Linked DNA regions of Mus musculus: region 2 is linked to region 1. Evidence: chromatin loops called from intact Hi-C (ENCODE). Cell type or tissue: heart. All regions are shown on one strand. Each heading gives the region's core, and the rest is flanking DNA. Links, peaks and the distances in the headings are about the cores only. Region 1 holds the start of Antxr2 (anthrax toxin receptor 2). Region 2 overlaps Antxr2 (anthrax toxin receptor 2).

Evidence for each region. Hi-C counts contacts between places; a loop is a spot of excess contacts. Peaks named below come from ENCODE experiments on the same cell type or tissue, not always from the same donor. Only the 100,000 strongest peaks of a DNase experiment are listed, where the experiment ranks them.
Region 2: a loop joins it to region 1, with 1.9 times the contacts of the local background. A loop is called at or near these places in 5 of 42 quality-filtered maps.

The regions. Positions count from the first base shown.
Region 1 is chr5:98,026,740-98,035,777 of GRCm38, forward strand. Antxr2 (anthrax toxin receptor 2) reads right to left here and starts at 4,278. Exons shown (of 17, transcript NM_133738.2): 1 at 3,659-4,278; 2 at 2,845-2,916; 3 at 732-803. The coding sequence starts at 3,810. Gm34226 (a long non-coding RNA gene) reads left to right here. Exons shown (of 3, transcript XR_389370.3): 3 at 606-741. It also overlaps Gm42759. In heart, for the core only: no CTCF peak of the experiment used is centred there; DNase peaks (open chromatin) are centred at 3,922, 4,452, 6,492 and 7,672; H3K4me3 peaks cover 4,131 bases; H3K27ac peaks cover 3,516 bases.
Region 2 is chr5:97,977,112-97,986,149 of GRCm38, forward strand. It overlaps Antxr2 (anthrax toxin receptor 2), which reads right to left. Exons shown (of 17, transcript NM_133738.2): 8 at 2,863-2,923; 9 at 490-588. Among named protein-coding and RNA genes, the nearest start is that of Gm34226, 35 kb to the right of the region's middle. In heart, for the core only: no CTCF peak of the experiment used is centred there; a DNase peak (open chromatin) is centred at 3,620; H3K4me3 peaks cover 691 bases; H3K27ac peaks cover 3,408 bases.

The DNA of each region.
Region 1 (9,038 bases), core at 543-8,542:
AAAGCATATTAACTGGGTTTTACAAAAGAAACCTAAAAACTATTTTCACAATTATTTTTTAGAAATTCACACATTCTGTAAACCAAAGCACTGCAGTCGCCCTTGCTTAAAACTGTGGATCAGAAAGAGGTGATCCCGAAATGTGGTTACCACATTCCTTCAGTCAACAAGTATTCACTAACCAAGGTCTTACACACTTTCTGTCAGATGAAGTAAAAATGGAATCATAGCACTCCATTTCTGATCGTAGACTCCACAGTCAAGAAAACAAAAGTAACCCCAGGAAAAGCAGCCATGAGTCAGATACGTGGATGGTTGCTTCCAATGTACCACACTATGATCAGACACCATAGAAAGGGTCACAAGAAATGGTGTGACAATGGACAGGAAAGCCACTCCTTTTCTAAGCACTGAGGGGTAGCAGGGTGTGTGTGTGCGTGTGCGTGTGCGTGTGTTGGCGTGTGTGCAGTCTTTTGTTGCAAGTCACTGAACTTCAGAGAAAGACTAGAAATGTAGAATATATTCCACAACCAATATAGATGATATTGATTTTCAGATGGTCTACTCCTGCATACTCATGCTGCCTCTCCCTTCTGTTCCTGCAGAGCACTGAGTTGTCTGTGTGTTCGCTTGAGCCCACGGAGAGGCCCAGATCACCACACGGCAATATCAATCATGCCTTTATGATTCATCTCTCCTAAAAGCCTGCGCTGAAATGATAATGCACTAACCTGTCTCCAGTTAATGGCAAAATAATGGTTGCTTGGGAAGAAAACACAATGAAGGACAATCTCATTTCAGGGCTGCAAAATAAGGAAAGAGGCAGTTAAAACATTTTCAAAAGAAATATTGGTACAATACAAAAGCAGAGCCAGGAATCTCATTTAAAATTGGTCTCCCTGCACAGTCCCCACTTCCCTTAAATGGAACTCTCTCAGTAGATCAGCTAACTCTGCACAGCCCTCCTGTCTGCACTGCATTTCTTTTTATGCAGTCTGTGCTTCTCCGCTCTCAGAACACTCCTCCACAAATGACTGGCGTTTACATCTAGAAAGAATAACTGGACAGTCTCTAGGCTGCTGCAAGACTCTTTCCTAGAAAAATGTTCCTTCCTTTGACCTTCTCCTACTTCTCTCTGCAGGAGGCCACACCCTTCACTTAGGGCTGGAGAGAAGTCAGCTTAACGTAGAAGCCACGTTATGATAAGAGTCCAGACAAAAGTCACCGTAAATACTGTAAATGCTTAAATATCTTAATAATTACATTTCTTAATACTTTGAGCATTAAGAAATCACCTTTTGACTTGGCATTTCAAATTCCCAATCTATATTCCAGGATTTTGGCACTAATGTCACCAAAAGGTGGTTGTTTTTAGAAAAGCGTATGCTAGTGTTGCTCAGGTCTGAAACTGCAGTTGTGAAACTGAGACACAAGCTGGAAGGTCCAAAGGCCCTAGCTCCTGTAAGCACTGTGCTTGACAGCAGCTATCTTTTATTCATTTCCCCACAACATATAATTAGTAACTGAGCAACTATACTTGAGCCAGAGAACAGTATATGCTATAGAAATCCAAACTTGCAAACCAGATTCAATAAGAGCCTCGTTTTCTTCAAATGTGACATTGAAGTAATCCGTTGCTTTTGAGTAACACTGAATGACATTCTCAGCACATTCAGCGATGGAATCAGAAACTTATAAACAACGGTCTGCTTGGCTTTGACAGTTACAGATCTAAGCTCTTATTTATATTCCCTGCCTAGATGGTTTGACCTCAGACCCTGTCCAGGAACCAGAGTGCTATCTTTGGCTCCTGAAGCAGGAGACTGAAGATTGAACACCGACAGGCATACATTTTTATAGGGACAGCTTTACGGCTGCCAATAACCAAAGCGGGGATTGCCTAGGCCTCTACAGATTGTTTGAAGTTACTTGCAACATGACTTTCAAAATGTTTTGATCATCCAAGCCTGTTTTACAGAAAACATTTGGGCTCAGAAGACTGAGGGAGGCAATATTTAATGACACAGCTCCTATCCGTGTCCCTCCCATTACCCTGATAAACTTGCACTTGTTCCTGGCATCCAAAAAAAAAAAAAAAAAAAAGAAAGAAAGAAAAGAAAAGAAAAAAAAAAAAACAGAAGAGGGTAACCACAGAAAACATTGCATCCAAGGGTTATTTTTAAATAGGGATTGCCACTAATTCCTGGTTACTTCTAAATAAGAGAGTAAGCTGGATTTACCAGCAGCCATGCTTTTTATAGCCGAGGGAAACAGTGTTTGCTAGTGAAGCCTCCTGCATATATAGAACGGTTACATTTTAAACCAGCCACACACCCACACATTGTGTAAACACAACTCATTTCTTTAAATGCACACACACACAAGTGCTTTTTCAGCTAGTGGGTTATTAACACATGTTCATTTAAAGTTTTCCGACACTTTTAAAATGTGGAAGTTTACAGAGCCAAGTGTGTGGAGTTGAAAATATAGTACAGACACTATTAGGATAAAATGTATTTTTTAAATGTGATAAATTATGAGAAAGCATAACTCAAACTCAAAACAGATGAGTGGTCGAAAAGGAAAAGACATTAAGAATTGTATTTGAAGATGTTCCCTCACACCCTGGGCCAAGTTTCTGGGAGCCAGATAAATTGAACTTGCAAGGGTTAGCTGAAAGTCTCGCCTGCACACCATGTGTGAAAGGGCCACCTTGAGACGTTTAAAATTCAACATTTTGATTTCGGGAAAGATTTCCCATGAGAAGGGTTTTAGAACAGGGAAACCCGGCTGTTTGTTCGATTTCCTTTCCAATGCCAAGAAAGGTACGATGGGGAGACATACCTCACAAATCTCTCTGTCAGCTGGTGGACAAAATTATAAATTTCAATCCAGTTATTTGCTACACTGCCAGACCTGAAAAAGGAAGATAAATTGATCAGAAAGACAAAAAGTGGGCCTTAATGGCAAACATTTCTTCAGTTTTAAAAGGCGCATGATGGGGGGTGGAGGTCGGGGGTCAGGGATAGGGGGCGGGGACTGACTCCCCTCTTCAAAGTTAAGTGTGCTTGTTCATGTCCATGTTCAGAGCTGAAACTTTAGTGTTTGGGCTGAATCAAGGAAACCAGGAAGACCACACTTCTTGGGGGGGGGGGGGGGGACACTTGCTTTGTACTGTTTAGAGAGAGACCTGGCTTTTCAAAATAAAAACACAAGCCCTCATTTCTCAGGAAATGCAAGCCACATTGGGTATATTAAGGCTTTCCCCCCCCCCCCCTGGCTCCCAGTGTGATCAGGATAAAATTAGGCAAACTTTAGAATGTCCGTGGGGGTCTAGGGGGAGTATGATAAAGAGGCACAAAAGTTCCTGGGAGGAAACGAGCTGCAGGTGGCCACACTACCGTTTCCCAAAAGATTCCAGGACAAAAAAAGCACTGCACGCCTCTCCTTTGGAGAACCAAGTAGCCCTGGAGTCTCGCAGCCCCTATTCCTGTACAGCTAATGAGCTTGCCTTTGAAAGGAGTCAGCCACATGCACACTAGGGAGAGTTCCCTCGTCGCCTCCCCCAGAATCCAAACACATCTCAACTTCAGTCCTAGCTGATTCAGAGCTGCCCTCCCCCCAGGAGACCCTGACCCCACAGTCCTCCTTCACTCACTTGTCCAGTACGAAGTACAAATCGAAGGCTTTTTTGCAAGAGGGCTGCTCCTGGGCTTGCAGCAACGACCCCGGACCGCCCACAGCCAACAACCACAGGCCAGGGAACAGCCAGCTCCCAGGGCTGCGCGCCCGGGACCGACCGGCCACCATCCTGTGGCCGGGGCCCGGCAGCTCTCTCTGGCTCACAGTCCCTTGGGCTCGGGGTTCTGGGCTCCGGGCTTCACAGAGCAGAGACGTGAAAGAGGCGGAGTCACCGGGGACTCGCCCGGGGGTCAGAGGCTGAGCGGGGCTGGGATGCCCTCTCCAAGCTCAGAGCCACCCAACAGCTGCCACTGAGGAGAGAGAGCGAGGTCCTGGGAGGACAAAGAGAGTCTCCGCAGCCGCCACAGCTGCCGCCGGAACTCTGGGCAAATCCCAGTGGACAGAGTCCAGTTCTCCCACTCCGGATTCCGGAGAGTTGCTGCAGACAATGAGGCCCGCAGCGACAGCTCTCGGGACAAGTTCCTCGCCTCCCGCTGAGTCTCCGGCGCCCACCCGGGAGCAGAAAGGCTGGCGTCTAGCTGCGGTGGTGAGCTGCGGGACAGGCACCCGCGGACCCCACGATCGCCGCGGGAACTCAGCCGAGTCCTCCTCTTCCGCCTCTCTTCCTCGGACCGCCCAACTCCTCGCGGCACTTTATAACTTTCTTCCCTGCCCCAACCTGGCGCCGCGCCGCGCGGGGCGAGCCTCTGCAGCCCGGGATGCTAAGCACCCGGGGGAGCGGCAGGCCGCCGGGCACCTCAGGCCTGGGGGGTGGGAGTGGGCGCTGACCGGTCTGCTCGTGCGAGCCCGAGGGCGGGGCGCCGGGAGGAAGCCCGACGAGCCACACAAGCACACTTGAGGGTTCGTGCTGAGCAGCGGATGACTAACGCCTGCCAGATTTCGGAAGGGAGAGAGGAGTTCTGAAAAACAAACGTCCTCTAGATACTAAACATATCCAACTCTCCCGCAAGCCTGGCCCGGCCTGTTTTCCCCAGCTGTGCTGGAACGGCCCTCCGCGTGGTTTAGAGACTCAGGACCAGCTGTCTCCTGGATAGTGACGGCCTTATGCCTCATCCCTCCGCACCTTTCATCCATCACACACCGACCTAGTGACGCAGGATTTAAGGTTTAAGAAAGGGGACTTCCTCTTTTCTTTCTCTTTTTTTTTCTATTTGATAATTTTTCCATTTTTCATTAATTCTGAGAGTTTCATGCGACGTGTACTGATCATATATATTTTTCACACACACACACCCAACACCTCCCTACCCCTAACTCCTCTGAAATCAACCCTCACCTCCCTACACACACCTCAACTTCGTGTCCCTTTTGTCAAGAACCCATAGACTCCAATTTGAGCAGTCTATATACTCCTGGTCCACGTGGGGACCATTCAATGGAGTAGGTTTAGCCTTCAAAGAACCACACCCTTAAAGAAAACCATAGCCCCACTCGGAAGCCTTCTACTGTGCATAGCTCCAGGGTGACCGGTGGGATTTCATTAAAAAAAAAAAAAAAAAAAAAAAGTTTCCCACTCCATGCTAGCAGGTTGACTGGCTTGATCTTCTGAGGATATTGTGCGACAACCTCAGCGGCTGTGTGTTCATGCATGCAGCAATCCCGTCATGCCCAGAGGCCAGCGCTGAGCTGTAGTGCCCCTGACCTAGAGTTCTGTGAATCTTTTCACTCACCTTACTCCCACCCTTTGTGGATTGTCCTGGAACGTTAAGGAGGGCTTGTGATTTGTATGTCCCATTTGTGGCTGGGCAATCCACGAGCATTTATTCTCTTCGATTTGACCATTTGTGGGTTTGTGCATTAACCACCATCCCCTGCACTGAGAAACTTGTCTGATGAGGTCTCAGAGTTGCGCTGGCTGATCTACAAGTAGAGAGACATGAATTCAGAGGGTCGTTTGCTTTGATGTCCATTTATTTGACATCAAAGTAATAGGTTCATTCCTGTGGCCCATGAGCACCACAGCCACAGGCTCTTGGAGTATCTTGGAGAAAGATACGTTTCTTTCTGTGGAGTGAGCCTTAATCCCAATCAGAAAACAGTTATCACCCTATATTGTAGAAATGAGCATATCTCTCCATGTTAGCCATTCCTGTGGCTTGCAGGCTTCACTGGTAGGCAGGACTATTGATGGCTTTTCTCTCTTGGCAGCTCACATAATCAATTCTAAGACTATAAGAGCTAGATTTCGGGAGACTACAGGTCAGTTCCAGATGGGTTCCTCAAAGTCCTGTGTCCAAAATGCATGGTGTCTACAGCTAAAGGGTCTTGACATCAAGTTCCGGTAGGCAACCAAGAGTAATGGTAATAGCCTGTATTGATTTTGGGACACCTGTGATCAACAACTTAAAGGAAGGTTATCCCACACCCCACTGGGCTTTTAATTTGCATCTCTCCCAGCCAAGACAAAGCTAGGAGCCAGTGATCACTTCGGTAGCAATGAAAAATCACACCTGGAAATATCTAGTCCCACTCTCCCTGAGCCCAGTTATCACGGGTTTCACCTTGAAAAGGCTAAGTAGTGGAGGAGATAAAGCCAGGTAACTTGTAAGCATTGTGCAATGTGTACATTAATATGTACAATTTTATGGTTACGTATGACTCAAAGAACAAACTGAATCACAATAAGACTTCATCCGGCGGTGAGCTCATCAGATCTTGCCAAAATCCTACAGGGGCTGAAGTTTGTGTGCAAATTTCTCCTTACTGATTCTGTTCTCTTCCCCATTTCTCCCTCCCCTCTCTTCTCCACCACTTCCACCTGTGACTTCCCCTTTTGCTTTGTCAACAACGTAGCTTTTAGAGCTTTCAACGTCACTGATGCACACAGTGACTGAGAGGAGGCAGCCCCTCCTCCTTCACAAGTCACTGTAACAAGTCAATGCTTTATGATAGGAAGTTCCTGTGATGCTTACAGGCTGCTCTTTTGCATGTGTATTGTTGGCCACCATCTATGTTTAACTTTTTATTTATGATACTCTATTTATGATATTTATGATTTTGATTTACAGCCAGATATGTCAATGTCAGCTCTTTGAGGACAGGAGACCATCACTTCAATGAATATTTATTGAGTACCTATCAGCTAGTGCCCAGAATTCAGATAGTAAATGCCCTTTGTGAGACTTGCAGTTAGGTCTCCATTTTTAACTCTAATCCTATTCAAAAGAGAATTATACTTTGAGTAATTTTACCAAATAATACCATATATTACATGTGTGTATACATATATACATATATGTGTGTATACATATATATGTATGTATGTATGTATATATACACACACACACACATATATTCTAATAAAAATCTGGGATAAATGAAGTCTGCCAGAAACTGTAAAAGTGTTTTCAAGAAGCAATTTGAAGAGATATGCTACAGGATATTGCCCCTTGGTAAGGTACTTGGAACTCTCGATAATTGGCTCCTTTGCCCCTGGTTTCTTGACTCATTGCCTGCTCATCTTGTAGACTTTGATGTCTTCTCTTACACTCAAATTATAGCAAAATACACTCTCTGACCTCGGCACTTCCTGGATCCCAAGGCTAATAGAAGTAACTGGTATACTGAACCCCGGCACTCATGGTTCTTTGTTGGTTTGTGTAGGTGATGAGTTCAGCACAGCTCTAGAAGTCTTGCATTTCACTAGCTTGCTCATGCAAGACTGACCACAAAACAGGAAATGGCCTCAACCAGCAGAGATCAATAGTCAAACAAATTATGTTCATGTAAAAACTATTTACTGATTTTTGGTTATTAGGGTAACCCGCTGTCCTGATTTGCTGCTTACTGTGGGGAGTCCAAGGACATGGGCTAAAGCTAAAAGTAGGTCAGTCTCTTCTTGGGAGTGTCCCTGGCAAATGCTGCTGCTGACCATGCTTTCTCACAAGCAATAATGAAGGAGATGAGAGCCAGAATACACTTGGAATTCTTTCTGGGCCATGTTGAGCTGAGACAACAGCACCACTTCCCTTTTCCACTCCTAAGGGGACTAAGGGTTTGGGTGAGCACAACGTTTCAAACCAAGTTTTCTTTCCCTGTAAGAATGGGGAAAAGGACACAGTTTCAGGAAGTTGCGGGGAGGGGGGAGGAAAAAGGAAGAGATGAAGACACACACTCATGTTCCATTTTATATAATAATTCATGTACTAATCTTTGTTAGCAGATGTTTGCTGATACCTGCGATGTGTGTTACAACATTCTAAGCAAAAGTGCAGGACTGAAGAGATGGCCCAGTGGCTAAGAGCAATGCCTTCCAGAGGACCAGATTTCAGTTCCCAGCACCTATGTCAGGAGGTTCATAACCTATACTCAGTCCAGGGTATCCAAAGCATCTTCTGGCATCTGTGAGCAAGCCACCTGTATATGTAAAACTCACACAGAAACACCCAAATAGACACATAACTCAAAAATAAATTAGAATGCTACCCACCCTGATCTCAAGAAATCTGCATAGAAATTAATTTATTTCTCTCTACCTTTACCAACAAATAATAAGCAAATAAGTAAATAAGCAAATGTGTAACAATAAAGGCAAACATTTAAAAACATCTTTTAGGTCTAAAAAGGTGAAAGCAAACCTCTGTGTTACTTACAAGCAGGCTTCTTTGCCTGGCAGCCACAGTGATGGACATGACTCTCTGGGACTGTCTACTGCTAGAAGTGATTCATATACTCATCACATCGGAAGTGATTCATTGTGTGGTATCTAAAGTGATTCAGAGGAAGAAAATAAATCTTCAGTGCCTACAGGTGATAAAGCCTATTTCAGCTTTTATCAGGCATGGTCATAAAAGAACTAAATTTCCCCTATGTCTGATCGAGTTCCTGTGAATGGTTTGGGGAGGTATAATTACCTGTAAAGTAGATTCTCTGTGTATGAGACCACTTAAAATTTCAGTGTGTATTATAGGAAAGTTATCAACATCTGCATTTGGGACTAGATGCTTAAAACCCAGGTTCCTAGAAAGAGGCATGAGACTAAGACCACAGGTGAAGTGGAACATCCTTTCAGGAGAGAAACCTAGGAGAGGAAGGATACAGAAATGGTCCCAGGCAGGACATAATTGCAGAGGAAACCTCAGCCATCCTCAAAAGTAACTCTGGCCGAAATGGCCTTTCAGGTGGGGGCCTGATTTCTATGTTTGTTCATAGAAAGGTCATCAAATTTGGACTGCCCCCCAACTAGGGGCACAAGCTCTGGTAGGAAAACATGCTTTGGCTAGCAACTGCTGTCAGAAACTCGGCTGGGAGCTGTCACTGGCAGCCGTCTAGGTGAGTGAGGTGTCCTAGTCCTAAAGCATGAATACAGATAGTGCAAGTGTAACATCTGCAGCCAC
Region 2 (9,038 bases), core at 430-8,429, 50 kb before region 1:
ATTACCTCTATGAAATAATTATTGTTATTCATATTATTATTATAGAAGCTTTATTTTTTTCTCTAATGAAAAACTGTAGCATAGCTGATTTTAATTGAATGAGAAAAAAGAAAGGAAGGAAGGAAGAAAGGAAGGAAGGAAGGAAGGAAAAGAAAGAAAGAAAGAAAGAAAGAAAGAAAGAAAGAAAGAAAGAAAGAAAGAAAGAAAGAAAGAAAGAAAGAATATTTTAGGTTACAGAGATGGCTCAGAGGCTAAAAGCACTTGCTGCTTTTCCAGTGGAGGTGGGTTTGAGCCCTAGCACCCACATAACAGTTTACAACCATCTATAACATGTCTTCTTCTGGTCTCTGCAGACACTAGGCACAAACATGTATAGGCGAAACACTCACACACATAAAATAAAAATAAATGCTTTTTAAAGAAGAAAACATCCTCAAGATTATGCGCAACAAAGACCTTTAGGTGACACTGGCATTCCTGGGGACTTACTCTTTGTATATGTGCTGTTTGCAGTGAATGTACAGAGGACACTGCCATCGTGACTGATCGACGTGACTGCTCTTCCAGTCAGAACAACTTGAAATTTCTCTAGAGATAAAAAAGAAAAAGAGAAAGAAAGAAAGAAAGAAAAAAAGGTGAGCCTGTAACCAATGGTTTTTTTTTTTTAAGATCAGCCACAGTTTCGGGAGCCTCAGCACATATTTCCGCACTCGATCCTCTCCACCAATAACCGTGACTTTACGACTCCAGCCAAGCTTGCTTCCTTTAGACGCTCTAGGTAGAGATAGTGGAGATGGCATTCATTGTCGCACGAAGCTTCTACTTTGGTTTTTATTAGAGTGTTTTCCAGTAGTAACCCAGGTATTAGAATTAAAATATAGCAATAATTACCTGGCTTATTTCTGTTCCCCCAATTCTATTCTTATAGGCTTTTCAAGAAAGAATGTGCTCTTTCTCTTTTCTCTCTCAGTCACTAAGTTCAGGAAGTAAATAAAACAAACAACTTGTCAACCTGTTTTGTCTTACAGTACAACAGACGTTCTGCTGTTTGGATTACTGGCAGCCGTGACAGGGACTAGAGGAATCTGCTTTACTGTCTCCCTATCTACAATGTCTAAAGACACTGAATTTTAGAAAAGGAATGAATATGAAAGAATATGCTAGAAGAAAAGTTGGCAGACCCAATCTCTCAATGGGTAGAGAAGACGTGCTGTGTGACTACAATCGAATATGTTAGCAATCCCAATGGTGATGGCCTCTTGTCCCAAAGGCAAACTGAAGTAAGAGAAATGTTACAGAGTTGATCTGAGTAAATTACAATTTAGGAATTGGGCAGCAAAGGGAGTTTGGGAGCCCCACCAAAAAAAAATCAGCAAGGCTCTTCTAGAAATAACATAGGAAAAATGCAAGTGTACACACATATGTGTACACTCACACACATTCACATCATAGATCTATCTTGTGGGAAAGTTCCTAGTTTAATAGTATAAATATGTTGGTTGAACTGAAGATCTGGGGTTTTGGGGTTTTGTTCTTATTTTTCAACGTGTATTAAATATATAGCTCAGATTTTGTTGAAGTTTACAAACCAGGCAAAATCACTTGTGATGCCGAAATGGACCTTTATACTCAGAGTTCCTTCAGGTTAATTCACCCTAACACCCTCTATCTTTCTGGACTTCTCCCTCCTACCACCAAGCCTGACACACTGTCACCAGCTACCAAAGCAAAGCCTACCGGCCACTCTCCATTCACTGCGTCATCAAAAGAGAAGTACTCATATGTTCTAACAATGTGCAGGCATACCTAACATGTAATTCAGTAAGAGCATAGACACTGTTGTCAGATGGACAAGGATCTAAAGGACAATGACTCACATATACTGAATCTCCAAACCTGCCTCTGCCTCACTTTCTCCATCTGCAAACTTGGATTATACAACTCCTGAAGAGCAATGTTAAAGTGACTAAGTAAAACTGTAGATTCAAGGAACATGGCTTGGAAGGCTCAAGAAGGGATGTAATAAAGACAAGCTATTATCTTAATGTAGTTTCCACCTACTTGCCTATGTTTTTCCTAGAAAACTAATGCTCTCCATCCTTAGAAAAGACCCCACTGCTCTGGAATGTCCCCGTGCATGTTTCCTGCTCCCTGTCTCGATGATCATGTATTAGGGAGCTAAGGGATGCAGGGCTAGACAGCACATCCATCCGGTAACCACGATGTTCTGTGATAATTTACATATGATAAATTCCCCTTCTCCTTATTCAGGATGGGACTTCTTTTCTCCTTTTCTAAAAAAAGTTGTGCTAAAAAGAACTCTAGGTCAACTTGAAGAGGAAAGTCGGCTGGGGAGAAGCAGACTGCCTGGGCAAGGATGTCTGGGAGGTGAGAACCTGAACCTGCTTTGAGAAGCAGCTGATGAAGTCGCCTGCTTCCTTCCTGCACTCTGCCCCTAAGTCATTTCCCTATGAGCCTGGAGCTTGCAGACAGGATAACATGGCCAGGTCATTAGAGCATAGAGCTCTGCAGTCCCAAATACCACCCAATCAGATAAAGGCTTCTATATTTTATTTTATTTGCCATAGAAAAGGTCTCAAACATGAACTGAATATACAGAACATTCTAAAAGCCTGTCACACAATATGCTCATTATTTAAAATAACATTTGAATCTTAAAAATTTGAATTTAAAATAGAAATATTTCAAGGAATTATTTAAAAATTCTTACACCAAAAAAAAGATGCCAAAAAAGTTAATTTTGCTATTCTCCTTCCAACATGAGTTTCAAATCATATCTTTCAGCTAGGGGAAAAAGAAAAATAATTTCTTACATGGTATTTTTAAACTCTAAACACTTACCCCCTACACAGACACTTGAAGGACTCAATTCCAGGATTTCAGTACATGATTGAGCTAATATCTGAAAAGGATAAAAAAAATAATAAGCTATAAGACTAATTGTAGCATGTGAGTCCCATGGTTATTAACAAAGTCGAGGTCCACTCCCTATATCTAAAGATGTCAGAGACAAGTCAATTCACCACTACCCATTGAGCTACAAAACTCTGTGTAAGCACTTGTGTTGTCGCAGGGTCTAACACTGTACATGGTAAATCCCCTATTTTATCAGAGTAAACCCAGATGATCATGGGAAAACTGAGCACTGCCTCAAAATCTGAACAGATAACTAAAATCTCCTCATATCAAAACCAATGCTATCCTTCCCAGTCCAGCCAAAACAACAAGACAGCAAATCAAACTGCCTGCTCAATCCTGCTGTTCGTTATGTTTTCTGTTTTGAAGTTCAAAGATTGCCAACCCATAACAGCTTCTTTATTTGACAACGTGTTCCTAGTCCATTTCCCAAGGCTTAGCTCCCAAGGGACACAACTCCCTTGCATGTATCAAACATCACACTTGCAGAACGCAGATCCCTTGTGAAAACCAAACAATTATTCTCAAACACAGTCTGCACTCAAGCATGTACAACGCACTGACTCAGAACCGCTCCACTTAAAGCGCTCTGAGACGCAGAAACCACCGCACGAGGCACAGGGCTACGAGTGAAGAACAATGAAGCAAGCTGCGCCTGATGGTCACCGGAGTTCTGCCTCTATTTTTAGAGCTCCTCTGCACTGCATTATCAAAGTCAGACAAAGTCCAGATGGTCTGTGATCAGCGTTCCGCTCCTGATGGAACTCGAAGACAGATGAAGTGCAGAGGTGGTCACAGCCCCTGCTTGTAACCAGACAGGACGGAAATCCCGCAGCAAAATAAATAAATAAATAAATAAATAATTGCAAACCTTTCCTGTGCTGTTGAATTACAGAGGAAATACAGACACTCAGTGTCTTAAACCACCTGTGAAATCACGGACCTATCCATGCTGAACGCGCCTCTGAATAAGAGACATCGTTTGAACCTTTGAAAGTTTTTTTCCAAATGAATACAAATTTTCATGTATGATTGAGTCTTCACTACAAACCGCATAAGATTTGAGATTTGGAAAAAAAAAAAAAAGCCACCAAAATTCTTGGATAACAACACTGGGGACCAATGGTAAAATCCAACATACTCTCCCTGGAGGAATGGAATCTCTGGTCAATAACACCTTTAAATATTTTTACAGAATTTGTGTAACAGACTCTAAAGGAGAAAACTTGTGTGGGTTAAGACTAAACCGAAAATATTCCAACTAATAAAAAAGGGCCTGATTGATATAGCTTAGGCTAATAAGGGAAAGTTTTCTTTTAAAAAAAAAAATAGGGAGTCATAAAGTTGGCACCAGTGTGTGACATAAGCCAGTTGAATTTGCTAAACATGGCCTCCCTTCTCCAGAACTCGAGCCGTGTGTTGAGAACGGAACTTGCTTCATCCATGAGAAGATACTTTTTGAAAAAAAAATCAATCAGATTACAGAGCAGGACCACACCATGATGAACAGCCTGTTCTGTACGTACAATGTAACCAATAACTGTTTAGGTTGAAAAAATAAACTAGAAATAACATTTAAAAGGTCTCTCTAGTCATCAAACCAATAATCACATCGGGACACAGATAAGTCAAGACAGTTTTTTAAGAAAAAGCACCTAGCCCTTCTATGAATTATGAATTTTACAAATGCAAGATGATATAATTTAAAACAAAGTTTATCAAAATCACTTCCAAATGAAAAAATAGTCAGAGAAGAGGCGGGTAGACAAGACTGACGAGAGAGTTAATACAGATTTAGAAATAAAAATGACTTGTAAATTTGTTTTCCTCATCTAGAATTTACCATATTCTATATTAAGATGGCAATAACTAGACACTGAATACTTTAATGCTGGAATGTAGTTTACATGCAATACTTTAAACTGTAATTACATTAAAGCACAATAGTTCATTTTTTAAAAAAAATAAATATTCTGTACAAGAAGTGACCAATGAGAAGCTCAAGATGTCAAAATGGAGATCTTTCAGGGAAAGAAAACAAGAAAACAGGGGCGTTACAAGACTATGGATAGGATATCGCTCGTGGAAGATGCCCAACCTAACACCCTGCGCTCACAGGGATGCCTGGCAGGGACAGAGGGAGCAAAGTCAGAAAACTTATCCAAAGCAGGAGGCTTGTGGCCCTGGTGAAAAGGGACTTGGATTCCTACATTTAGGATACTCCTGAAAAAATGTGTAGGCTTAAAATCAAGATGGTTTTGATGAAACAGCGATTCCTCGGGCAGATGGGTCCCCAGTGGTACAGAAGCATACTCTTGCACTTTTGTGGTTCAGAGGGAAGGTGCTGGACCCAACATCATCTTGAGAAAGAAGCTACTCTTTGAAACTAAACTATCCTTAGGGGCTGAAGATGGGGAACTGTCACAGGGCAGGGAGTTGGAATTTAGTCTGCAACCATCCCAGGGTAAGTATAGATTTTGATGCAGTTGTAAACAGCTGGAGGACTAGAAGCCCCAAAGCCAAAAACAGAACGCAGCAGGAAAGCTAGACTCAGGAAGTGGAGTACGGAAGAGAGGTAGCCTCCCCTCTTAGTTTCCTGGAGCAGGTCTAATTAATTACGAATACCCTGAATTTGGGTCACTTGGAGATTAGAAGCTCAATGAGAACAACCCACCACTGGAACCAATTACCTGTTAGTCATTGCTGTAGAACCTAAATCCTAAATCTCCCCCATGCTCCACTAACACTACAGCTGCATCCCAGGAGGCGGGAGAAGGATAAACTATTCAGGAGGGCCTCCTACTTGTTCAGAGCTCAGTGTGTAGCCTTTCCCACTCCCTGTGGATTTAGCTACCTGAGGGAACAGTATGGACTGCAGCGTTCAGAAGGGTGAGAGAGTCTACACAGAGCAGACTGCAGAGCTAACTGTGAGCAGCCCCTGGCACTGTTATGCAAAGGAGGGAAACTGTGCAAATAAAAACTTGAGACCCTCAAAGTATGATACTCAACAGGAATATCTTCCAATACAACCAGAAGCCGTACACGCAATCACAGCACACAGACACCATAAATATGAAAAGGCAAAGCATCATGACTCCTTCAACACTCCAGAATTCTTCAACTACTGATTGAAGACACCAAGAACACTCCTAAAAAGTGTTCCACAAAGAGAAAGAGAGAGAGAAAGTAAAGAGCCAAAGTCATTCTCCAAAGCCAGTAATGCTCTGATACCAACTAAATTAAAACATAAAACACATGCGCACATGTGTGCACACACATGCATGGGTGCACACACACACAGGTACATACACACACAGAGAGTAGAGACAGATTGACAGACAGACAAACAGACAAACAGGGAGGTCTGTAGACCAATTTCTCTGGTGAACATTAACAAAGTTCTTACAATCACACTCTCATGAATATATTCGGAATCGCACATATGAAGCTGCGGCGATTCGCCGTGGCTGTTAGAGCACTTTCTGTTTTAGGAGAGAATGCGGTTTACCAGCACCTGCATGCTAGACCACAAGCATCCGTAACACCACTTCCAGGGAAGAGGAGGTCTTCTTCTGGCCCCTGCAGGCACCAGATATGCACATGCTACACACACATGCATGCAGGCACACATTTCATATACATGAAATAAAAGTAAATTCTGTTTTTAAAAAAAAAATCACAAATGCATTATGACCAAGCCGGTCTTACCCCAGGTAAGGAATACAAGATTGGTTCAATCAAGTAATGCAACACAGAGAGACTTAAAAGACAAAAAACACAGCAATGCCTCAATAGATGTAAAAAGGGCTTTGACAAACTTCATCTCCCTTCCTGATAAATGAATGCCCTTAAAAACAGGAATTAAAAAAATAGACTCACATATACTAAAGATTATGTACAATAATTTTATAGACAATATAATACTAAATGGGGAAAAACAGGAAACATTTTCTCTAATATCAGAAATGAGACAAGAGTGTCTATTCTCACTGTTCTTGTTCAATATAAGTTTTAACTCTACCAAAGCTGTAAGAGAAAGACATTAAATGGAATACAAACAGGAAAGGAGAAAAATGAGGTATCCCTATTTGCAGATGACACAATCCTGTAGTTATAAGGAGCCTAGTGATTTAACAGAACACACTTAGATATTATAAACACTTTTAGAAAAGTCTCATGGTAGCCACTGAACATCAACTACGCAGCAACCTTTCTATATGCCAATAAAAACATTCCCAAGGATGAAACAAGGAAAATGTAACATTCACAATAGCTTCAAGGAAAGCAAAATATTGGAAATAAACCTAACAAAAGAGGTGGAGACCTCTATGTTAAAAATGTTAAGACAGCTCTAAAAGAAACTGAAGAGGACACTTCCCAGGGCTCCCATGTTCAAGAGAAAGAAGAAGACATTGTGAAGACTGCCATCCAGCCAAAGGCAATCTGCAGATTAAATACAAACCCCATCAAAATCCCAATAAAATTCTTCGTAGAACTAGAAAAATTAATTCCAAAATTCTTATGGAAGTACAAAATCCCTGACTCTCCAGAACAATGCTTACTGGACAAAGAAATAGTAGCAGAATCACAACACTCCATGTGAACACTCCTACATACTACAGTGCCACAGACACAAAATCACAACACTCTATGTCAACACTCCTACATACTACAGTGCCACAGACACAAAATCACAACACTCTATGTGAACACTCCTACATACTACAGTGCCACAGGAACTAAATCACAACACTCTATGTGAACACTCCTACATACTACAGTGCCACAGACACAAAATCACAATACTCTATGTGAACACTCCTACATACTACAGTGCCACAGACACAAAATCACAACACTCTATGTGAACACTCCTACATACTACAGTGCCACACACACAAAATCACAACACTCTATGTCAACACTCCTACATACTACAGTGCCACAGACACAAAATCACAACACCCTATGTGAACACTCCTACATACTACAGTGCCACAGACACAAAATCACAACACTCTATGTCAACACTCCTACATACTACAGTGCCACAGGAACTAAATCACAACACTCTATGTCAACACTCCTACATACTACAGTGCCACAGACACAAAATCACAACACTCTATGTGAACACTCCTACATACTACAGTGCCACAGACACAAAATCACAACACTCTATGTGAACACTCCTACATACTACAGTGCCACAGACACAAAATCACAACACTCTATGTCAACACTCCTACATACTACAGTGTCACAGGAACTAAATCAATACTCTAATGCCATTGAAAAATAAGACAAATATGCAAAAAGGCCAGAATAGCACAAGAATTCTACAGAGCTGGATGTAGCCATCGAATTTTTGACAAAGATATTAAATATATATTTTGGAAAATGGCACTCTTCAATAAATGGTGATAGAAAAAACAAGCATCTACCTTATTATTCATTCCTATATGGGAATGAGGTTCAGTCCATATCTCTCACACTGTATAAACATAAATTCAAAATTAATCATCGACTTTAATACCTAAATCCTTGAAACTGCTAGAGGAAACACCAATAAAGAACCTTAAAGATGTAGGCACAGGCAAGGTCTCTCTGAAAAAAAATAATAATCTAACAGCATAGAACAGAACTCCAAAAGTTGGCAAATAGGATTCTAAAAAATTAAAAAGCTTCAGCACAGCCCAGGAAAGCAGAGAATGAGAAAGATCTTCATAAACTACACAGCTCACATGGGTTTAATATCCAGTCTATATAAAGAATTTAAAACTCAAGCACCAATAAAATCAACTCATTCAATGAATGAATGGGCTCCTGAACAGAATAAACAGTCCTCCATAGGAAGATAGGAGTGGCCAATAAATGTGAAAAGTACTCAACAGCCTTAGCCATCAGGGAAGCACAAATTAAAAGCAGTTTAGCTTCCATCTCACTCCAGTTAGAATAGCTGTCATCAAGCACACGGGGAAACACAGAATAGTGAGGATGGAAAGAAAGAACCAATGCCTGCTGCCTGGCTGTTCCTTCACTCTTGCTGTCAAGTGCATCTGCTCTGCTGCTGTCATTGCTGCTGCTGTATAGTTTCTCAC